Linked DNA regions of Homo sapiens: region 2 is linked to region 1. A link is a loop called in an ENCODE intact Hi-C map of the cell type or tissue named here. Cell type or tissue: heart right ventricle. All regions are shown on one strand. Links, peaks and the distances in the headings refer to the core of each region. The heading gives the core; the rest is flanking DNA.

Region 1 (16,715 bases), core at 5,335-13,334:
AGGAAATAGAGGCTCAAATGTGAACTAAGTTGCACAAGCTCACAGAGTTCATAGTGGCAGAAACTAGACTCAAGTCTACTCTTATCTGATGCCCAAGACCATGGCCTTAGTTGGGCTCCATGCCATCATGCCATCTTTTCTCTCCAACCCCTCTCAATCCTTCTTCATCAGTCTCCTTTGTGGGCATTGCTTTCCAGCCAGCTTAGCAAATATCAGAGTTCACTAAGGTTTTATCTTCATGTCTCTTCTTCATAAACTCAGCAGTCTCCTCTTAAATAACCTCAGCTACCTTCAGCTTCGAACTACCTACATGCTGATGATAACCTGTTTATGACTTGGATGCTCCCAGGATGCTACTGTACATCAGTGCCTGGTGGTTGTCTCCTGGGCATTACTGTCCTAATATTTTCCAACTTGAACTCATCACTGTTAAATGAGACCTGCTTTTTGCCTTCCTGTGTTCCCTGTAGATGGTGTGAATATCCATTTAGTTGCCTGAGCCTCATATCCTGCATTCCAGCAGTTAGCAAAGCCTGGGAAGTCTATTCTCCCCTCTTTCTCCTTGCTCTATTTGCCCTAGCACTGGTCCTCTTCATCTCTCAGGATTGTTCTCCCCATCTGGACCCCTCCAACCCATCCTCCACCCATTCTCTAGAATATGGAGACCATCACAGAGACCATCACTTCATGTCCCAGCTTAAATTTAGGCAATGTCTCTCCACTGGGGATGGAACTCCAGTCCTTGTTGTGCACAGAGGGCCTTCACCTTTGGATCTTTTATGCTTCATCCAGATATATTCTCATTTGAGTCTTTTACTATGTTTTCGTACCTATGTACAAGTCAGTGTGGACCTTCTGTTGTTTGCCAACTTCAACACATGCTGCTTTACATTTCAAGGCTGCCCACCAGAAGTGGCCCTCCCCCTTACCCTGTCTCCAGTGACCATCCACACTTCCTTCAACCTTAGCTCAGTGCCTTCTTTAGTGGAGTTTTTCCTGGTCTCTCTTCCTGATACAGAAATTACTATGTCTACCAATCTCCCTCCCTGACTGACCCCAGTATACCCTTTCATTCTAATTGAGGCATCTAAGACCTTTCTCTCTTCATTGATCTTTCTCCTTCATGATTTTGTGAACTTCTTGATACTGGGAATGATGACTGACCCATTCCAATGTCAAGAGAAATGTCTAACACAGAGAAGGCACTTCAGGTTTAGGAACAAATGAATCAATCAATCAATCAAAGATAAAAGACTTCAGGTTTAATGATAAGATCAACCACAACAGCAGCACTGTTGATAACAAACATTTATTGAGTAGTTATTCTGTGCCAAACATTGTGCTAGTTGTTTTTACCCAAATTACTAAGTTCCCAGAGGAATCATGGGTTATTGGCTCCTAATAACAGACAATCAGTATCAAGCTATTATCATGTGTCTAAGCATTTACATGCACTTGCTCATTAAGCCTCACAATAGCCTTAAGAAGAATATTACTACTATTATTATTTTCTCTTGAAAATGAAGATATGGAGGCCTCAAGAGATAAGGTTAATTGTCTCAGGTGACACATCTAGTAAGTGAAGGAAGTGGGATTCATCTCCCTAAAGTCAATGACTAGACTCCAGAATCCATTATCACATACCTCCAAGTGTCCTTTTCAAAGTTTAGAATAACTGTAACTATAGTGTATAGTTTTGAATATTCAGTGTGGTCATTGCAAACAGTTCTGAACTTCAAAACAAATTTTTGGGAGGTGAGAATGTGATTCACATGCCTATGCACACCACACCTCTGAGTCGCCTGTTACTTAAACTCAGATGTCATGATAACAGAGATTTTTACTTGCATCACGTGAGATAAGTAACATGATAAAATATCTTAGCATGAATAAGTGCAGAAGATGTGACCAGGAGTGCTTTGGAAAAGCCATTCGTTCTGGATTCCTAAGTTGTAATCCTCCAGCAAAAGGACTTGAAATTCAGACTTGCTGGAAACCAACAATAGACTAAACATTGCATGCTCACATTCATGCCAGAAGGTGGGATGTTAGAGGAGCCTGACTTGCTGGCTTCAGCCTCCGGCTCCTTGGAATATGGAGTGAAGCAGGATCTAGAAGTTCACAATTTGTACATTCATTTGGCATGAATGCTTGAATCACAAGTGGACTTCAGAAACATTGGGAGCTAGAGTCAGAGAGAAGGAGCTGAGAACAGTGGATATAGTGACAAGTCTGGAATCCTTCAATCTGGGGCTAAATTCATGCTCTATAGCCTTCTTTCTGTGTGAACCTTGGCAAATTACTTAGCCTCTCAGTTTTATTTTCTGTAAGATGGCGATAATAGTTTCTACCTCATACATTTGTGAGAATTAAATGAGAATATGTCTGTAAAGTTCTTCGTAATAATGAACAACATTTATTGGGAATGTCCAATGCCATGCATTGTTTTAAGCATATTTTACATGCATTAACTTATATAATCTTCCCAAGAACCTATAAGGAAGGTACCTGGAAATCAATAGGCTCTCCTGGGACACCAGAGACCAGGGATCCAGGAATGGAAGTAGTCAAACACTCTGACTGTCCCACATAGCAGGTACATCTTGGAAAAGCTACTGCTTAATCTATATGCCTGCCCCTCACCTCCACCTTTAACGAGGAAGCACAGCAGTGAATAGGAGCAGACAACTTTAAAGTTAGACAGACTCTGTCCTCATTCTAGCTTTTCCACATACCACTGAATGTCCTTAAGCAAGTTGCCTAAACATTCTGAGCTGTAGTTTCCTCATTTATATTATGAGGGATAATCCACTGAACTAAGAGGTGGCAATGAGGATTAACTGTGATAAGATCTACAATAATCCTAACTTTAATGAGGGCTCAGCAATGAAGCTGCTACTGTTATCATTTTAATTATTATTTCCCAAATGTAGGCAGTGCACACCTGCAGCCCCACCCTTGCCTCAACTTTATGCAGGTCTCAGCGCTAATTTCCACTCTCCAGAAGAAATTCGTTTCTACCAAAAATGGATTTTGCTGGAGATCTTATCAGGGAGACAGAAGAGGTAATTTACATCACACATTCCAGATCAAGAACTTGGAATCCTCTGTTATCTTTCTTCATATACTTACTAAATCTATTTTCTGTGCTGCCCCTAAACTAGCTCATCTGTCTACCATGCAAAGCTCCATTCTCCAACTTTCAAATTCTTCCAGGATCCTTTCAGTCTCTCACCGCTTCTTAGTCTTGATTGAATTTTACATCTAAACTCACACATCCTACTCAACAAACACAAAGTGCTTCCATGACTAGCAGAGCCTCCTTAGAAGCTGTTTAACTCTTTAGGGATCTCAGCTCTGCTTCCACCCTAAGCCACCTATTAAAGTTCCTTTTAAACTCACAGAGCCCACCTGAAAGGTGTTCCATTAAGTAAATTTCTCTATCTCATTCCATTACTACACCCTTCACTACTAATATTGGGTAGTGAAATCACCTTTGCAGAATTATAAGTGAGAGAATTCTGACATAGCTGACTCAGTCTTGCTTCTAACCTCACAAGCTACCTTTTCTCATTCCTACTTGTATGCCAAGCTAACTATGAGAAGAATTTAGTTTACATTTTAATTTTAAACTAAGGATGATAATAGCCTCCTCCAAAAACTAACCCCTTTCTTGTTCAGTGACTGAAGCTGTTTTTGTAAAACTAATGAAAGGCCACAAGGTAGAATTATGGTGGGGGCCTCAATTATGCTGAGATGTAGGCATAAACTCTAATTGGTCATTGTTTCTTCTGCTAAGTTGCAGGTATTGTTAAACTGTAACCAGGCTATGTTTTATAATCTGCCTTTTGGAACTGCTTATTACTCAAGAGTCACATAGCCAGTGGTCATAAGATTTATAACATCCCCAATTGCCCCTTTAGATAATGTCACTATTGTAAAATCTAAGACGGGTGTTTGAGATATTTTTTAGACCTTCCTTTCTGATGGACCAACTGGCACCACCTGGACTGGTAACCCATGCCAAGAAACTGACTCAACTGGTCCTGTAACTCCCATCTAAGAACTGACTCAGTGCAAGAAGACAGTTTTTTGGTGTTTTTGAGAGAGTCTCACTCTATCACCCAGGGTGGAGTGCAGTGGCATGATCTCGGCTCACTGCAACCTCTGCCTTCTGGGTTCAAGCGATTCTTATGCCTCAGCCTCCCTAGTAGCTGGGATTACAGGTGGGTGCCACTAATACCGTGCTAACTTTTGTGTTTTTAGTAGAGACGGGGGTTTCACTATGTTGGCCAGGCTGGTCTCGAACTCCTGACCTCAGGTGACCCACCCTCCTCAGCTTCTCAAACTGCTGGGATTACAGGCATGAGCCACAGCACCCAGCCAAGAAGACAGTTTTGACACCCTATGATTTTATCCCCGATCCAACCAATTACACTTTCTATTCTCTAGCCCTGCTGCCCACCAAACCATCCTTGAAAAACCCTAGCTTCTGATTTCTCAAGGAGGCAAATTTGAGAAATATCTTCTGTCCTCCTCATTCAGTTGCCCTGTGATTATTAAACTCTTTCTCTGCTGCAACATCTGCTGTTTTCAGTGTTTTGTCTTTTCTGGGAAGCAGACAAGAATAACTCAATTGCACAATAGCAGTAGCTTGGCACATAATAAGTATTCAGTAAATGACAATGATCATATTATTATTTACAGATGACTCTTTCTGTTCTTAGTAAAGCAGGTTTCTTACTGACTTTTCTACAAAATACACTTAACTGATAGAGTAATTCTGCATACGTGGGTGTCACAAACATATAACTTTTTAAGAACATGATAGTAGAGTGGCTGATATGGTTTGGCTCTGTGTCCACAACCAAATCTCATCTTGAATTGTACTCCCATAATTCCAAAATGTTGTGGGAGGGAGCTGGTGGGAGATCATTTGAATCATGGGGGTGGTTTCCCCCACACTGTTCTCATGGTAGTGAATAAGTCTCATGAGATCTGACGGTTTTATCAGGGGTTTCTGCTTTTGCATTTCCTCATTTTCTCTTGCCACTGCCATGTAAAAAGTGCCTTTCACCTTCTGCCGTGATTCTGAGGCCTCCCCAGCTATGTGGAACTGTAAGTCCAATTAAACCTATTTTTCTTCCCAGTCTCAGGTATGTCTTTATCAGCAGCATGAAAATGGACTAATACAGTGGGCTTACTCAAGATTTATTCAAATGATGGTGACTCTTTCCACAGTTTAACATGTAATGACATTTTTTAAAACTAGGATTTTCTTGAATATTACTGACTAATAAGCAAATAAGGAAAGTTGAACTGGTACAGAAACACCCTTGCTTGATCCTTTAATAACAAGGAAGACAAAATTATATCGGCTCTTTATAAAGCAGCAAATGACCATTAGTTTGTTGGATGTAAAACACTGATGACCTGCAAGTGATATTAGCAGTTAGATAAAATCATCAAAATTTCAAATATTATTCTGGTTTCAAAGGATTGGACTATCAAGTCTCATTGAATATTTTACTGACAAACAAAGGTGTGTGTATGTGTATAGAACAGATGGAGTGAGTCTAAGCAGTTTCTGACTATCCAGGCCACTTTCTAGAGCAAGTTTTTAACTTTGCCCCCAAGGCTGATGAATCCTATTCTTCACTACTGGAGAAGAGGGAAGGTCTTCTATTCTTGGACAGAAAAGAACTCAACATAAGATCCGACTTTCTTTATTAGAACCATCTGCTCTGGGCAGAAATTTGCAGATCTTGGTAATATGCTACATTTCTAAAGATTTTTCTTATTCTTTTTGACTTTGGGTGTTTCCAATTCAGGTATATGAATCCAAGGGAACAGAAGTAGGGTATAGAAAGAAAATACAAGAGACCGAATGAGCACTCACTATATTCCAGGCATGCTGCCAGTTGGTTTCACCTACATAAGGATGTTTAATTTTCATTACATTTCAGGTGATCTGTATTATTATTTCAATTAAATAAATGAGGAAACTGAAACTCACAGAGGGTAAAAGGCTTGCCCAAGTTCTCAGAGCTCTAGAGGGGCAGAGTTAAATTGTTTCTTGGTCTTCTGATTCCAAGGCTATGTTCTCTTGTATGTTCTTGGTCTTCTGATTCCAAGGCTATGTATACTATAATGCCTACGAGAGAGAGAAGAGAGGAAACGTACTACGGTTTTCCCTAGTCAGACTCTTTGCATGCATTTTGGGGAATGTGGGGTGGTGGTAAGAGCTCAGGCTTTGGAGAGAGTTTGCAATGTACCTGTAAGGCTGCACCAGTTGTTAAAATAGTAAAAATTGAAATATTTTTATACCAATTGATAGATTTCTGTTGCCCTGAGTCCCTTGAATATTCTCTGTTACCTCAGCCATTCCAGACTCTACTCCAGGATTTTCCATACCCCCCTGTGAGTCAGCAGCCCAGTGGTTAAGTCATTGGACATTAGAGGGCCTTGAGGACCCTAATCCAATTCCTTGGCTAATCTATTCTGATTCATAGGTATCATTATGATATGGTTTGGCTGTGTCCCCACCGAAATCTCAACTTGAATTGTATATCCCAGAATTCCTATGTGTTGTGGGAGGGATGCAGGTGGAGGTAATTGAACCATCGGGGGCTGGTCTTTCTCATGCTATTCTCGTGATAGTGAATAAGTCTCACGAGATATGATCGGGTTTCAGCTTTTGCTTCTTCCTCATTTTCTCTTGCTGCCACCATGTAAGAAGTGCCTTTTGCCTCTCGCCATGACTCCGAGGCCTTCCCAGCCATGTGCAACTGTAAGTCCAATTAAACCTCTTTTTCTTCCCAGTCTCAGGTGTGTCTTTATCAGCAGTGTGAAAATGGACTAATACACTTTACTATATCCATTGTTAATAATTTTGAGTACCATTTCTGCCCCATTCTCCTTCCTCCTCTCTCATGAACCCAGTCCATCTATGGAGATTTCTATCTTTGCTAATATGAGTCCTTGATTTTTGTGGTGCTTTATGTGAAATATGCGTAGAGAAAAGCAGGAGAGGTAGTCCATACAAGGCAGAAGACAGAAACTCAGTTCATCTACATTATAAAGAATTGAGAGGAGATATAGGAAAGAAAATAGCACCTTGAAGGCTGAAGTTTGAGAAAGAGTGCCAGTGTGTTTGCTGAGGATGTGGTCCTGCAACAACAGTCAAATTCAATAAATTAGTAAGGAAGGAAAGATTTCTTGAGACATGTTTTTTGGGAATTGATCTTTCTTAAAGTTTTCAAAGGACATAAGAGAAAATGAGAATTTGTTTCTAATTACTACTGGGTTATGCTTCTTTATATTCTAGTCAATGCAAAGACTGGGCCGCATGAAGCTCCGGATTTCTGAAGGCGACAAGATGATCTCTAAGATTCCTTCCAATGTTAATCACATACAAAACACCTGAATCAATCCCTCAGAGGTTCATCAACTTCTGTGGGTTCTATAGGTAAGATGACAAGCTATGAGGTCACATGAAACTGATCTCAGTATGTGAGTTACAGTCTTGGATGTACCTACATTTGACTGTGAGTTCTTAAGAAAGTATCTTACCTTTATTGGTCTCAGTATTTTCATTCGTAAAATAGTAGGTAACATTTATTGCTGTTGCTTATTTTGAAATTGATTTTGTTGTTACTATTTTTTGAGTTTGACTTGTGCCACTCTACTTTTTGTCTATCATTTAATTAAATCCGTACAGCAAATGCATGAATTATGTATGATCATTTCCTTTTCACAGAGTAGACCTAGAAAACATGAGAGGCATGCATAAGACTCCTTGCTAGACAGCGGCAGAGCTGCAATTCACGGTGTCCTCTCTGCTCCAAATCCAAAGCTTTCTCCTTTACAACATATGGCTTCCCAACCTACCTCAAGACCCTAGACTGGAAGTCATGAGTAAGCTTTTGTCTAAGAGAATGCTTTGAAAAATATAAAATGCCATAGAAATATCAGGGTTTTAAATATATATTATTAGCTACTCATCTTCTTCTCTGTACTTTTTGTTGTTTCATCAAAATTGACCTTATAGATTTGAGGTGGACACTGGGATGCATCTCCCATATCTCCTTCCTTCCTTCTTTCCTTCCTTCCTTCCTCTCTCTCTCTTTCTTTTTTTTTTTTTTTTTTTTGAGACAGGGTCTCACTCTGTCACCCAGGCTAGAGTGCAGCGGTGCGATCTTGGCTCACTGCAACTTCTACCTCCTGGTTTCAAGTGATTCTCCTGCCTCAGCCTCCCAGGTAGCTGGAATTACAGGCAAGTGCCACCATGCCCAGATAATTTTTGTAATTTTTGATAGGACAGGGTTTCACCGTGTTGGCAAGGCTGGTCTCGAACTCCTGGGCTTAGGCAATCCGCTCAACTCAGCCTCCCAAAGTGCTAAGATTACAAACGTGAGCCACTGCATCTGGCTCCAGATCCCTTTTCAATCAAGAACTTGTTACTCTAGTTCCTGAGGTACTGTCAACCTTTAGGGAAGAGATGGCTGATCCCAAGTCACACTCCTTCCTGTAGCAACCTACATCCAGTGACTGATTGATACAGGAGTATAAAGAGCTCTGGCTTTCTTGGCTTCACTTTTGACAACTCTGAAGGGTCATTTTAGTTCCAGAGCTGTTGGTGGGGTTGGCCAAGATAGTTTTAGAGCCTGCATCATGCTTTGCCTTCTCGCTCTGCCAGTCCTGATTGTGGCCTTTCCCTCTTCCACAAGTGTTCATCTCAAGGCATTCCCTGAGAACATCCTGAGTGCTAAACACCTTCTGAGCCTGCTTCCTAGGGAGATCCATCCTGTAACAATATTTTGTTAGAATTGGTTCTTCATAAGTCTGACTTCCCTACTGACTTGAAAACTTCTTGAGGGCAGGAAATGTGTCATATTCATTCCTAAGTCGCCAGTGCTTGGCTTGATATTAGGTCCAGAAAAAAAAAATTCATTGTATGTTCAATGAACCTCTGGGATAATAATAATAATAGTTAACCATTATATAGTATCCTCGATCAGCTAAATTCTATATTAAAGGCTTTGAACATATTAGCCTAAACCTACAACAGTCCTAGAAAGTAATATTATTATTATTACCATTTTACAGATAAGTAAAAGCAAGCACCTAACGGTTCGAAGTTCTACCCAAGCTTACATATCTAGTGGTGGATCTGGGCTTTGATTGCTGGAAGTCTGTCTCTGAAATTCACTCTCCTAGCCACTACTCCTTACTGCTTCTTGTATCTGTGTACCTATCAATCCACCACTTTATTGAAGGGGGATAGGAAAGAGCTAGGTAAGAGGATACGAAGGGTAGTTTTTTTGTTTGTTTGTTTTTTGTTTTTAATTTCAGGGGAACTGGAATTACCACAGAACATTTCTGGGGATGGAGTGTCTGCTTGTTTTGCCTGGAGTCCAGGCAGGGCATATGAAGAGTGTAGGGCAACAGAGCTCCCCAGGTGACTCAGATGCACAGGCAGGTGTGGGAATCCCTGATGCAGGGGGCAGTTTCAAGTGTGCAGAAGGCACTTACACAATTGCCATAACAGAGGCCCTAAGATGTGAAATGATCTGGCAATAGCTACCCTGGTAGAGAGAGAGGAGCCAAGACTCTCCCTTGTTTCAGGGTCCTGGTCCAGGGCTCTTTGAGCTGCACTTCCTGAAGTGGGGCCAGGAATCTGCCTTGGGCATGGGGGGGAACCACATACCTCACACGTGCATCTAGTGATTACTCAGGAAGTGGAGGCTTTGGGGCTGACAAACGGTACACCGGAAAGGAGAGGGGAGAGCCTGCCAGGAGGGGGTCGGCAAAGCCAGTTCCCTCAAAGCATTGTCCTTTCCTTCCTCCAACAGGATGCCAGGAGCCCCACAGAAAAGGGACTCATTTGTCTTCCTTCCCAGCACAATAACCTGTTGCTGGCCTTTCTCTTGGGCCTTGCTCAGAGCAACAGGATACAGTCTTTGCCAGGGGAGAAGGAAGGAAGGAAGGAAGGAGGGGAGGGAAATGACAGGAGCTCAGGATCTCCAGTCCCTAGCCTGGGCCCCGGAGAGACCCAGCACTGTGAGGCCAGGACCCAGACTAGAGCTGTCCAGGTCCAGTCGGCCTGGTATGAGGAACAATTTCGTTTTACAGAAAACCTTAATCAGATGTAAGCTGAGTAACCGTTAGAAGCTGAGCTATCATTTCTGAGCATATCTGAGTGGCCTCTCTCCAACTTTTATCTTAATCTCATTTAGAAAAGAAAAATAAATTGGGTCAATTTAGAACTGTACCTTCTTTCCTTTTTTTATTCATTGTTAAAAAGAAGAAAAGAAGGTATGCATTGGAGTTTGTTTGTTTGCCATGGAAAAACCCTCTTATTTGCTTGATTAAACAAAAATAACACAAGCTACATAGGAAAAATTTCAGCTACATAGACACCACCTTTGTTTTAAGGCTGTAGTAGTTGACATAGCATCTTCTTGCTACTTTCTCTAGCCTTCTCTGTGGACCACAGTGATACATTCAGAAGCCTGTTAGTTAACACAGGAGTTTTTGAACACTTTTCTATTGGTTTTTCACCTGCTCATTGTCCGTCATGCCTGAGGCCTGCAAAAGTAACCTTTAAAATTTAAAGGTGAAAACTACTGGGCACAGTGGCTCACACCTGTAATCCTAGCGCCTTGGGAGCCCAAGGCAGGAGGATAGCTCAAGTTCAGGAGTTCGAGACCAGCCTGGGTAATGTAGTGAGACTCCATCTCTACAAAAAAAAAAAAAAAATACAAAAATTAGCCGGGTGCCGTGGTGTGCACCTGTAGCTCCAGCTACTTGGGAGGCTGAGGTGGGAGGATTGCTTGACTCAGGATCATTGGAGCCTGGGAGGTGGAGGTTACAGTGATCTGAAATTGTGCCACTGCACTCCAGCCTAGGCAACAGAGTGAGACCTTGTCTCAAATTTAGAAAAAAAAAAGGAGGGTGGGGTATTTGGGGGGAAGCTAAAAGAGAAAAAAAAAATGGGGCATTTTTAAAGCTCTTTTTTTAATAATTGAGGTTCTTCTGGTCTCACCCGAAACCTACAGCATCAGAAAGTGCATGTGTGTGGATGGTAGAAGCGTGGAGGGGGCTTAGCTGTGGAAAAGATGGCAGTGGGTGGGTTGTAGAATTGGAATCAATATTGCAATCCACCACAGAGGTATAAACAAAACTGAACAAATCAATGCATTTTAATAAATGTTTATTTGTTGCATTTATGAACACATATAAATGCCAGACCCTGTGCTGGGTGTGGGTTGTACAAAGCTAATTCTGAAGCTTATAGTTCAATAGGTGGCTCAGATGAGTAGTGAATAACTGAGAGCATTAGAATTATTTACACAGGGAGAGTCAGCTGTCTGGGAGACTGGGGGGGCCCTCCTGAGGTCCCTTACCCTGGCCAAGCACATGGGGGAGAGGGACAGATGAAAGTGAGTCTGAGCTCACCTTCCTCCGTGGGAATGGTTGAAGAAATTTGCACTCCTTTTAGATGAACATTCTAATCTTGCCTCTAAGACTCTTCCAAGGTGAAAAAAAAAATTCATTATATTCAGTTAAAACATGGGCCCTTGATATGAACTCTGCTGCCTGTCAAAGAGATCACATAATTAATTTTTAAAATTAAAGTTATTTGGATTTCAGCACCGACAATTTAGTGATGAGACTAGTGCTCTCGCATACACACACACTCTCTCTTTCTCTTTTCTGTGTTTCCCACCTGGAGTTGAGATGCAGATGTGAGGTGGTGAAGAGGGCCTAAAGGCATTTCTGTGATGGGCCCTGAGGAAAGACGGGGAAGAAAACAAAGTCCCTGGCCTGTGTAGCTCCCAGCCCTGCTGGAGGTCATAGTAGAAAGTAGTAGACTGGGACAAGGTCTAGAGTCAACTGACTCCATCCTGTCTTCACCACTCAGAGTTGCCCTTGGAGAAGATTTCCTAAAAGAGGTGAGAAAAACAGGAAGGGTGGGAACGAGCGAGAGGGCCAGGGAAAAAGAGGGGCAGAGGAGACACTCATTTATTAAGTGTGCGCTCTGTCAAGCACTTTACACATAGGATTTCTCTTGGTCTTTACTATTAATACATCTCCATGAATTACAAATGCTCATCCTCATTTTCCCCGGGGTGAAAATGGAGGCTCAGAGGGATGGATGATTCATACACAGTCATATCACTGGAGAGGGGAAGAACTGGGATTCTTCCCCAAACCAGCCTCATTCCAAAGCACATGTTCTTTAGACTACCCCACCCTTTGGATTAAAAACCCTTTCCTGGCTGATTTTGCATTATCTGATGAAACTGAGATGTGACTGGATGGCAGGTGAACCTCGCCTGGTGAAGAGCCACTCCACTGCCCAATGGGGAAGGTGCCCTCTTTCAAGTCAACAAGGGCACACTTTCTTTCTCAGAACTTTAATCATTACTTTACAACTTGTAATTTATCCTCCTTTCTGTAGGTATCTGGTGTTTCTTGATTGTTAAGGAAGGGAGGAAGTTTTGGTTTATTAAAAGAGAGAGAATTTTTCTGGCTAATGTGTGGCCCATGAGCCACAGACTTCGCATCACCTGGGAGCTTGTTATAAAGGAAGAATCACCAGTCACAGTCCTCTAGAATCAGAACTTCAACAAGATCTGCAGATGTTTCATATGTACATTCAAGTTGGTAATGCATGGGATAGAGGACCTGATTTAGATTCAGGCCCGGGTTCAAATTCCCATTCTACAAATAAGACCTTGGGCAGTTTACTGAATTCCTGTGGGTTTCACTTTCCTCACTCATAAACTAGGAAAGATGATGCCCATTGCACAAGCTTGTTGGAAGAGTAAGGGAGCAATGTTAACTTCAGTGCTGCTATTCAGTATGTCAGTATGCCATCCATGAATGGTACTTCTTTTCTGCCCCATCTTCCCTTCCAAAAAAAAGCATTTCCTCTTCAAGAATGTGCACACTACAGAATCTGTTCTCTGAAATAAAATGCTTCTGAAATACTAATCATATCCATTTGACCAGTGCTTTGCAATGTGGTAGCGACTTGTCATGCATGATGATTTAAATTAAAATTAAATAGAACACTTCAGTTTATCTGTTACTGTAGTCACATTTCAGTACTCAGAAGCTGCATATGGCTAGTGACTAGTGTGTTGGACAGCATTGATATTGGACATTTTCATCATCATGGAAAGTTCTACTTGACAGCATTACCTGGACACCTCCTATTTCTCCTGGGTATTTGCTAACCCACAGCTTAACTGCTCATGCAGTAGGAGCTCAATAGGTGCTCCTTGGCTTGAACTCTGCAGCCTCCCTTATTGGAAAAGAGAAATGATTTGAGAATCCCAAGATCTGTTTTCCAATTACTGCTCCATCTACTCATGAAATGTGTGACCTTGGGTAAGTCACTTTTCCTCTCTGAGCCTCAGTTTTCTCATCTGCAAATTTAGAGGGGGAAAGGTAATAAGAATACCTCATATTAGTCTAGAAGCTTTTTCACTTTTTATCTCTTTTGGTAGTTTCAGCAGCCTTTCATCCCATAGGGTGACCAACTCATCCTAGTTTGACTGGTCCTGAAAACTGAAAGTCTCACGTCACAGGAACCCCATCATTCCTAGGCAAACAGGACGGTTGGTCGCCCTACCTACAGGTCCCCTCCAGTTATAAAATCCATGGTCCTGTGCAAGCCTCAGAGTGGTGTGCCAGAAGCCCCAAAACTGCTGCAAATACCAGAGGAGTATGAGCGCAGGCTCTGAAATCAGACAAACCTGGGTAAGATGCTGATGCTCCCACTTTATTTCGATGCAAACTTAGGCAAATTCCTTAATTTCTCTGAGACTTAGTTTCCCCCCTGCAAAATGAGAGTGCTAATGATACTTCTTCCGCCTGGGTGTTGTTGTGAAGATTAATTTAACAAAGCTTTGCAGAATGCTGAGCGCTCTGAACAATGTGAGTAATTCAGCAGACTCTGGAAAGGGGGCTGATCTACCTTTAGGGAGACTGTGATTAGGACATTCATGTGTAGTCCAAAGTATCTGCTAAAAGAGAGATGACTTGCTTATGAGCCATTAAGTTCCTCTTATCAAAAACTCCCACAACCTCTGCCCCAGACTCAATTCGAATAAATAACAGTTCAAACTGGTTAAATAGAGCACATTTCAACTCCCCCTGCCCCTGCTGGGATAGTGACTCTGATGCAGCAAGTTTACTGAAACACAAACTAATCATTCCTGTTGCCAAAGTAGGCTTTTGGCAGAGGTCTGTTAAGAAAGAAGAGTGAGAAAAATGTCCTGGATTGCTGAGGCAGCACTGTATTTAGACAATTAAATTTGGAAAAGCAAGACAGTTCCTGTAACTACCTCCCACATCCCCTACTCCAAGAACAAAAGGTTTTGTTGAAAGTATTCATATGGATATTAATACTGAAACTTTAAGGAGCCCCTCAGTAAACTCATCAGCTAAGTAATTACACCCAGCCATGGTGCTACCAGTGGGAAGGGTACAAAATCTCGCCTCCAAAAATTAGTCACTTGTAAGTTAACCCCACAGTCACGTCAAGCAACCCACACTTGATGGCTGATTCACAAAGATTCCTTGACATCTCTGTAGTTAAAGGGGCCAGATCACCATGGGAAGTCTGCAGAAAGGGAAAAGTTCACATTTACAAAAGACCTTTATGTTGGAGAAGAGTTTTGAGGAAAGCAGGGTTATAAGTTAGTCATTGGGTTAATGAGGGCAGAAAAGACTAATACTGCCAAGCACTTGTTGGGTGCCAAGCAGGGCGCTGAGCATTGCACCTGCCTGATCTAGTTTAGTACTCACCTAAATCCTGGGGGCAGGGATGTTTCTACCATGCCCAGAGGAGGAAACTGAGACTCAGGGGATGTGGAGGGCTTTGTCCAAAGTCTCACTGCTAAAGTGGCAGAGCCAGAGCTTTGAACTCAGGCTCTAGGTGAGATTTGAGCCTCACCTATGAAGTTGAGATAGAAGAAAAAGATGGGAGTTTTCTTTTTTACTTACAGGAGTTGTTGCAGGGGTTAAATATTCACCTTATGTTTGGCCTTGACCCTCGGAATGTAAATCCATACAGGAAAGACTCTCTTTGCTTTCCTAACCCACCCAATCTCTAATTGTCTCTCTCTCAGTCTCAGAGTCTACACAAACGACCAGGGCTCAGACCTCTCATCTACTACCCGGACTGCTATATCTTTGTCCAATCTTTTATCTTTCCTTTTTTCTAGCTGGTTATATAGGGAAATAGGAAAGACTAAGAATGAAAGAAAGGGAGCAAATAAGAGTGAATGAGAAAGAATGAAAGAGAATAAAGAACCAAAAAATTGAATAAGGAACATTGAAGAAGAGCAAATGAGAGTGATAGGTTAGGCTTTTTTGTCACCCAGACTGCGTTTGAATCATTGCCCTTACATATAATTGCTAGCTGTAAAATTTTGAGTAAATCGCTCTGTCACTCAGTTTCCTTTTCTTAATTTCATAGGATCATTGTGATGATCAAATAATATTGTCCATGCATTTTCTGTTCCCCATTAGGCACTCCATAAACCAACCAACCTCCCTCCCTCTTGCTAACTTCCTTCTGGTTTAGTCCTTGAAACAACTCATGAAGCAAGTGGTATTTATATTCTCATTTTACAAATGAGGAATGGGGAGCCTAGGGAGAGGAAATAATAAGGATCACCCAGCAAGTGAATGTCCTAGCCAGAATTCAAATGCAGATCTGTCTTTCTCCACTACTTAAGAAAGAAAGAGCAAGGTTGGGGGTGGGGGCAATCTGAATGGCACAGGCTTTTACAGTTTCTCCTTTAGCTGCTCCACTGGAGGGCTGTTGAGAAAATTATCCAAATCATGTTAATGAGCAATTGAGTGCTGAGTTTCTCTGAGGGAAGATAACGAACAAAAGCTCTGGTTAGGGCTGGCAGCCAGGAGCTGAGATAGTTATCTCAGCTGATACCACCAAGGGGCTCTCAGCTCAAATAATTAACTCAATTGCCTCCTCTCAGGGGTGAAGTGGGGCTAATAAAACGTAACCACCTAGCCTGTGGGAAAATGACTGAGTGCCCATAGATGAAGTGCTTTCAAGACTGTCTGGCACCTAGAGGTATCATCGCAGAAGCCTTGGTGAGTACCGGCTGGGCCCAGGGAGAGCTTTGACTCCTTGGAAGGAGCCCACCAGTCTTGATGTTGGCTCAACAGAAGTGGATCTGAATCCAGGATGTATCACTCCAGAGCTTAGGATGTTGGATGTAGCTCTCAACCTCTCTTGAGACTTGGTTCCTCCTCTATAAAATGGAGTTAGTAGAATTTACATCCTGGAAAAGGTGTTAGATGGGTATAAAAGAAAGATCTCCATACAGGACCTGACACAAAGCAGTTACTCAGCATACTTGAGATTTCTTCTCCTACAACAGATGTCTTTGGGGAAGGAGAAGAAGAAAGAAATGCAGTCCCCACAGGCAAATAAACTGATTTGCATCGTCTTGTTAGGGAAATGGCAGTTTCCCAACTCTAAGATTTGAGTAGGCAAATCACTTTTACTGACGGTGAGTTTTAATGGCTTCAGCCAGTTGGTCTTTTCCTCCCACCGCTCCATTACTACAGAAATGTATTTCCTTTATCCTTCTGACCCACAGTCTTTGTTGATTGAGAGCTTACTTGAGGCACCGTGGTAAATGCTTTCCTGAGATCTCTTATTTCAC
Region 2 (8,000 bases), core at 1-8,000, 600 kb before region 1:
GCTTGCAACATTTTTTTAAAAGACAGTTAAAGGATAAGGGAATACTGAGCAAAAAGTACTCCCAAGACTGCTGATCAAATTCCTAATTGATCTGTTTGTGGTTAACAACCCCTACCTGTAATCAACTGTGGTCCTATCTATCCAACTTTCTTTTTCACTACTCCTGAACTGGGACCCTTCCCAGGAGTTAACGTTGATCTCCGTTCTGTCTGTATCTGTTTCTTTGCTCTCACCAGCACCTTTATCTAAAAATCCCTCTTCCTGCTGCTTCTCTGCCTGTCCTAAATTAATGTTTCCACTCCAGCCCATTTCAAGCCCCATTTCTTACACAAAGCCAGGCTACTCTTTCCTGCTGGTAGTCACTACCAGAGAGTAGATTATGCAACAGCACTCTCTGGTTTCAGGTCACTTTATATATACTTCTCTAACCCAACTGTCTGTTCCTGGAAGATAGGGTACCTGGCCTTTCTCCCCAACCTTTTAAAAAAATGTCTAGGCCAGACGAGGTGGCTCACGCCTATCATCCCAGCACTTTGGGAGGCCGAGGTGGGCAGATCACCTGAGGTCAGGAGTTCGAGACCAGCCTGGCCAATATGGTGAAATCCTGTCTCTACTAAAAATACAAAAATCAGCCAGGTGTGGTGGCAGGTGCCTGTAATCCCAGCTACTTGGGAGGCTGAGGTAGGAGAATCACTTGAACCAGGGAGGTGGAGGTTGCAGTGAGCCAAGATTGCGCCACTGCACTCCAGCCTAGGCGACAGAGTGAGACTCCATCTCAAAAAAAAAAAAAAAATTCTAAAAAACACTTGGTCTTATACTACATATGGTCCAGTTCTTGGACGTCCCCAAGTGGAAAGAGCATATGCTTGGGGAGAGAAAAACCTGCATTCAAATTCCAGGTTGAATATGAACGTTCGGTATGAACTTGGGTAAATTCCTTTACTTTTTTGATTCTGCTTTGTCATCTGTAAAAAATGAACACAATAAACTTTCCACATAAACCTGTTCTGAGAATTAGGTGAATAAGGCTGAATATTGTTTCTGTAAGGTCATTTCTACAAGACCAGGGCAATATGAATTATGTATGTAGTTTTCTTACTATCTGCTTTGAAACTGACAAAAAGATTAGAAAACTTTGAGGAACAGATATAAGTCCCATAAACAGGTTCTAGGACATACAGACTTAAGCTGCTAAGACCACTACTTAATTGCAGTGTGACTTTGGGTAAATCACTTGCCCTCTCTGAGCCTCCATTTCCTCATTTTTCATGTGAGAATAATCACATATCTATTATAGTTACTTACCTAGAATAGTGAATGGTCCAGGGCTCTGGCTCAAGAAAGAGGAGTTCCTATTCCTTCTGACTAGACACTATCTTGTAGTGTGCTTGGCTATGACTTGTACTTGAATCTTGTCTCCTCAGAGAGGGGGTAAGCTACCTGAGGCTCCTGGCCTCAATGCCAAACTCAGCTGGGTGTATAGGCAGTATTCATCAAAGATGCTTAGGTCAATTTATTGTCTTTTGAGCTTTAGTCCAAGTGAACGTCTCTCCATGATAACCAGCCATCCCTTCTCCAGTTGGCTTGGCTCACTCCAACAGGGAGAGGAGGAGAAGTGAATTCTCTATAAGGACTACCTTTTCTTTTAGTAGTTAAAAGCAATGATATCAGTCAGAGTCCAGTCAGGTAGCTGGACTACCAGTCAAGTTAGCTAGGTAGCCCAAAGACCTACTCTAGGTCTTTGAACAGGAGGAATTAAATATAAGAAATTAGTTTCAGCCAGACGTGGTGGCTCACGCCTGTAATCCCAGCACTTTAGGAGGCCGAGGTGGGTGGATCACGAGGTCAGGAGATCGAGGTCATCCTGGCTAACACGGTGAAACACCATCTCTACTTAAAAAAAAAAAAAAAATAGCCAGGTGTGGTGGTGGGTACCTGTAGTCCCAGCTACTCGGGAGGCTGAGGCAGGAGAATGGCGTGAACCCAGGAGGCAGAGCTTGCAGTGAGCCGAGATTGTGCCACTGCACTCCAGCCTGGGCGACAGAGTGAGACTGTGTCTCAAAAAAAAAAAAGAAATTAGTTTCATTAGTGACAGAAGAGACCTAGAAGCCCAACAGGTTGTTGAAGCCACACAGAGGTTACCGACAGCAGACAGATGCTACCCCTCTTAGGAATCAAGGGATGACAGGAGGCAGTGGTGTGACTAGAGCCAGGAACAGGGAATGTCAGTATAGAACGGAAACCAAAGAAAAGCTGAGTGGCCAGAACTGGGATCTGAGAGAGGCTGGGAGCTGGAATCAGACAGAAAATGCAGCTGCTGCTGTAGTGAAGGGGAGAAATGACCTGACTTCTGCCTGCACATCAGTCATTCTCCCACCATTACCTCCCAATGGCCAAGCCTGCTCAGAGGCCAGGTGCAAGAGAGCCTAGGAAGTGTAACACACAGCAGAGCAGGGGAAGGAGCACTCTCTGAGAGCAAACAGGCAAAGGACCAGCCCAGCCACCTTTCAGTAATATATGTAAAGCATTAATACAGCATGTGACTTATAGTCAGCTAATAGTAATGATAGATATCATCATAAATATTGCTATAATTTTGTATACCTCTCATTGAGAGTTTATTCATACTAGCAACTGTGCCAAATACTTCTTGCATATCATCTCATTTAATTTTCACAACAATTGCATGAGGTATGTGTTCTTAATAGTCTTATTTTTATACAAATGAGTAAGCAGGCTTAGAGAGGTAAAGGGACTAATCTAGTGCACAGCTACAGGATTGAAATACAGCTCGATTTATTACTTATAATATGAATCATACGGCTAATAGTAAAAGAGAGGGTACTAGATAAGCTGAATATGAAACTCCTCTCAATTTCTGGAGACCTATATTTCCAGGGCTGAGAGCCTAGAACACTCTGTGAGCATTAAGTTTGCCCTTAAAAAAGTAGAGATTAAAAAAAAATAATAGAGGATAGCAGACCATCTTTCAGGGAAAATATTTCATAGGGTAGCAATTGTCCAAATGGAGAAAAAAATACATCACTTAATGTGGTTTATAAAAGTCCACAGCGTTCTCTCTTAAAGGCAACAGGGTATTTTTGCTATGAGGATGCCAAGTTCAGCAGTCTCTGTGGCTTGCTGTTTACTGATATTTGATATGCTTCAACATCTGTTGCCCTTCTCGATTGACGGGTGCTTCATTTTAGCACTTCTCTGATGCCAGGCTTGTAAAAAGCTTTAGTACTGAGGTACTATGAGACACTCCTAGGTCAGTAACACAGCTTTGTTTGCAAAGCTGGCCAAGGGAAGGAATATTCATGGAAAAAGGTGAAGGGACATGCTATCTCTCTACCAAACTGGGTATTCTTGGTTCTATCACTGAGTCAAGTGACATCTCCAAAAAGCTATAAACCCAGCCTATCCTAGACCCGAAGTCAGGTTTCAATGTTATGATCTGGGCTCTCAGCAAGGTGGTATATAATGAATTCTGCCTTCTTCTATAAGAGTTCCATGGAAGGATTTCTAAGTTCATTTTTAAAGAAATAATGATTTTAGAATTTGGTATAAGGAAAAATGTGGTCTCTTTCAAAGAATTGGTATAATTCTTTGACTCCATATGACTTGACACTTTTCCCAGTTTTGCCTTGGTTGCCTGAAGTTCAGTCAAAGTAACCCCCTAGGGGATTGCTTGAACAGGTGTTTGAGGCTGCAGTGAGCCATGATTATGTCACTGCGCTCCAGCCTGGGCAATAGAGCGAGACCTCATTTAAAAAAAAATAATAATAACTGCCTAGTCCAGATCAGAGACCCATAGATAAGCCAGATCTGTCCCATAGATATTTGGTGTGGCACTCACCAATCCAGAATTAAAACAATCTGATTTTCAACATTCTTTGGCAGTACTTTGAATACAAATATTAATACTAATACTTTTCTAGTACTTTTCTCCTACCTGATACAGAATCAAATCACCTTGTCCTTTGCTGGTATCTTCCCATGTTTATATGTATATATATGTGTATTTTCCTCTTTTTACATCATTTCTAACTTATGAGTTTTATTCCAGTAACTATTTAGTCACTTATTGTAAGCTTTCTTAAATCCTTTATGGAAGCAGAGTATGAATGACAAATAAATTATTCTGTTCACTAATCAAAACTGCCAAGATCAGTGCAGCAGCTGCATTCCTACTGCATCCTAGGGCTAATGCTCCCTGGTGAGTCACTTGTGCCTGCTCTACCTGCCCCACCTGTCAAAGGGTCACCACAGCTGTAGGCTCTGCCCCACCATTCCCTCAAGCAGAAGGAAATAACTTCTTCCTCAGTAGTGAGAGAGAGGTCCGGACATCCTTGAGAAGCGTCTACCCTATTTCTAGCATGTGACATGCAAACCTAGCTATAGGTGCCCTCCAAAGCACAGGGCTGTGGGGGATACGCAGAGGGCAGGGCTGGAGCCAGACCACTTGAGTTTAAACCATCGTTCTGCCACTAACCATCTAGATGACCTTAGGCGAGATTTTCAATAGCTTGGTGCCTCAATTTCTTGCTTAATAGAGTGGCACAATGATGCCACCTACCTCATAGGGTTGTGGTGAAGATCAAATGAACACAGGGAATGATAATAGTACTTTTCTGCTGAATAGGCATTGTGCTAAATGTGCTTTCATTCACAGAATCTTTGCAGAAACTCAATGGGGTCAGTTAATATGGAACTGAGATCAGAGAAATTAAGTAGCTTGCCCAGCCAGGTGTGTTCACACAGCTAGCAAGCCGAGGAGATGGCATCACCGTGAGGTTCAGCAAGGTGACTTAGAGGGCTACTTTCTGCTGCTCCATTTGATTTCATCTTACCCAGCCTGTGATGGACTCAGCTCACTTACTCTTTCTACTCCTCACCCCACATACTTGGCAGGTAGTTGCTAACATATCATGAGACTGAGGATCCAGATGTTATTACTAATATTTACTATGTTGAGCTGAAATGGAGAGAGATTTGTCCTGGGTTGAGGCCCAAGCTCCTTCTTCCGCTTTCAGAGGAGGCACTATGCTGCAAAGATGAGGAGCATAGGCCTGGGGGGTCCCACGGTACCCTGAGTTCTAGCTCCGTCACCAGCCAAAGGTTGCCTCTTCTGGAAGACTTTCCCAGCCCTCTTAAGACAGTGGAAGTCACTCCTCAAATGCTCCATCATTCCATTGCAGAGTAATTGCAATGGAATCTTTCACAGGTGAGGCCTCTGAGACACAGAGAAACTAAGTAACTCACCCAAGGTAAGTGGCTGAGCCAAGATTTGAGTCCAAGGAAATAGTCTTTGCCATTACACCTTAGACTTTTTCATAACTGTATCCATCTGTGCCCAACCTCCCGCCACCAGTAGACTGGGAATTCCTTGGGTACCGACATTGTGTCTAATTCTTCCTTGCCCTGCTACTGTCTAAGGCTGTTCCCGTCACATGCAGGCTTGTGCTGATGAGCCTTGGCTTAAAAAATGAAATGGCCATCGAGGCCCCTACACATGACTTTTCCAGATCTAGTCCACTGTCATCTGTCAGCCCAACTATCACAGCCCACCCAATCTCCAGCAGCAGAGGAGAGCAGAAAATGCATCCTGGTATCACAGGAAGGACCTGAGTAAAAGGTGCATTAATGGGGGCAAAAACAAGCCAGCAGAGTGATTAATTTGGCTTCCCCTTCAATATTCTGTTTATACAAGTTCATTATATAGCACTTAATTACTAATTTGCCCTACTTAAACCAAGAGTGCTTTTAATTTTTAATGAGATAAGGGAAGAAGATGCCTTTACTTAGTAAGGAGCAGCTATTTTATTTCCTTCTCTTGTTTTGCCCAGCCAATTAATAACATTTCTAAGGAAATGCATCCCTCTCATGAATTCTTTCTCCCTATCTTCTTCCTGACCTCCCAGGTTTAAAAAGAGATGGCAACAGACAACAGCCACTTAGAAACAAACTGAATTCATCTCTGACCTGGCTGGCTGGGCTGGACAAGGCCTTGTAACGTGGAGTAACATCGTATTCACAAACAGTGCCATCTGATTTGGGGGGAGCTGGGTTTTATCTATTCCCAGGAATCATGCATAGCATATGTATACAGAACATAGTCATAGGTCTCCATATAAGGCAATCCCCCAACAACCCTGCTTTATTTCTTGGTGTTAATGTCAGATAATTTTAAGCACAGTCCTGGGATAGCCTACAAACAGTGAGGGGCATGGACTTTGGAGTAAGATCTGAATTTGAGTGCTGGCTCTCTCACTTGCTAGACCACAGGCACATTACTTAAACTTTCTGGCCCTGTTTCTTGTCTGTAAAGATGAAGTGAATAATCTAACTTGCAAGAATTAAATGTCATCTAAAGTACCTTAGCACAGTGCCAGGCTCAGGGTAGGTACAGAAAAATACTCGTTATTCTTCTCTTTAGCAGAAGTTAAGGTAGGAAAATCAAAACAAGGAAAGGGATTCCAGCGTTTTTATCATTACCTACAGAGCAAGGAATCTAGTTTAGTGCTATTCAAAGGGCCCATCTGTGGTGAAAGGAGTTGGCCCCAGGATGTAAGCCAGCACACCGGTTCCTTCATTGAGAACATCTTGCTATGAATAAAATGACAGCTGAACTAAACAGTACACTTGGTGACATAATTGATTTACATTCTGATGCAAGTTCCTTGTTTCATAGCAAATCTGAACAAACCATTTAGAGACTGCCCTCTAGTCTGCAGACCGCTCTGAATAGTCCAGGGTGGGTGACTCAGTTGAATGTCTCCAAGTGCTTCTGAAGATTCCTTCCCACCCTCCTCTGAGCTTAGAGATGTGGCCTTCTACAGAATACATCAACAGGTTCCCTTGCTCTCTGATTCTGATTCCAGCCAATGGTGAGGCAGGCAGGAGATTAGAGAGAGGGAGAATAGGGTTAACAGTGCAGCCCTTTTCTTCCAGGGTCACTGTGCAGTCTCCACACAGCCCTCTGTTCTGGGCATCCAGTAACTGCACTTTTCCCTCGCCTCTACAGGCCCAGCTGTTACAAACCCGAGGGTCACATTCTCCCTGTGATTTCTCTATGTCTCTATGACTGCAATTTTGTAAACAGTCCCTCTTTTAAACCCTCTCAAATTACTCAAATTTGAGGGTGCCCTCTGTTTACCTGTGAGGACACTAACATTTACCAAAGGGATATTTTGATATACATTTAAATTCTTGTCATCTATTTCTGATACTAGTTTTTAAAGTAATGGTAATCACTTAGCCCCATAAGAATCCATTTCCACTTGTGGCTGAGCTGAACAGTCTTTGGTTTGGGAATCCCAGGCTAGTACTTGGATTCTGCCTCTCTCACTTTCTAGCCATTGGCTTTGGTAACTCACTTACTCTCTCTAACCCTGTTTCCTCATTTGTAAAATTATTATAATATTATAGAAAATGTCTTTATATACAATTTTTCATATGGTGTAACTTTTTAAAATGTTCAAATTTCTTTGAAATGCATACAATTAAATACATGCTACTCAAGATTCTGATCCCACGCTAGTTTTTTATGGTTCACTGCAGAGGATCAAATACCTCTGTTAGGAAACTATAATTATGATTTCTTTTGTTTTCTTCTGCATATTCTTGATCATCTGCCTAAATGCTGCAACTGAAACTCTTTTAAGACACTGTACCTTCCACACTCTGAATCGAACCTCAAACTTTTTCTAGTAGTATGTATGTGTGTGTGTGTGTGCATGTGTGTGTGTGTGTGTGTGTATTTTTCAAGGCAATTTTCCCCATCACAGAATATTACTGATTTAACTAAAAGCCTTGTCTTTCCTGATCTCTCATTTGAATATTATACAGCATGGATTTCATTGCTATTCATGAGTTATTTTAGTGTAAAGAAAAAAAACCTATTTCTAGTTTATTCCAACAAGAATGTTTACAATAAAAAGTAAAGGCATAAATAGTAATTAGAGTGAGGAATTAATTACTTACAGGCACGTCTTTCT

Evidence for each region. A loop is a pair of places that touch in the nucleus more often than their neighbours do. Peaks named below come from ENCODE experiments on the same cell type or tissue, not always from the same donor. Only the 100,000 strongest peaks of a DNase experiment are listed, where the experiment ranks them.
Region 2: a loop joins it to region 1, with 2.2 times the contacts of the local background. A loop is called at or near these places in 10 of 110 quality-filtered maps.

What each region holds. Positions count from the first base shown.
Region 1 is chr1:59,077,454-59,094,168 of GRCh38, reverse strand. It overlaps LINC01358 (long intergenic non-protein coding RNA 1358), which reads right to left. Exons shown (of 3, transcript NR_110626.2): 3 at 5,922-6,154. Among named protein-coding and RNA genes, the nearest start is that of HSD52, 61 kb to the left of the region's middle. RefSeq lists enhancers at 15,453-15,994, 15,995-16,538 and a silencer at 16,058-16,352. In heart right ventricle, for the core only: no CTCF peak of the experiment used is centred there; a DNase peak (open chromatin) is centred at 9,733; H3K27ac peaks cover 2,628 bases.
Region 2 is chr1:59,681,545-59,689,544 of GRCh38, reverse strand. The region is part of intron 14 of FGGY (FGGY carbohydrate kinase domain containing); the gene reads right to left. Among named protein-coding and RNA genes, the nearest start is that of MIR4711, 48 kb to the left of the region's middle. In heart right ventricle, for the core only: no CTCF peak of the experiment used is centred there; no DNase peak of the experiment used is centred there.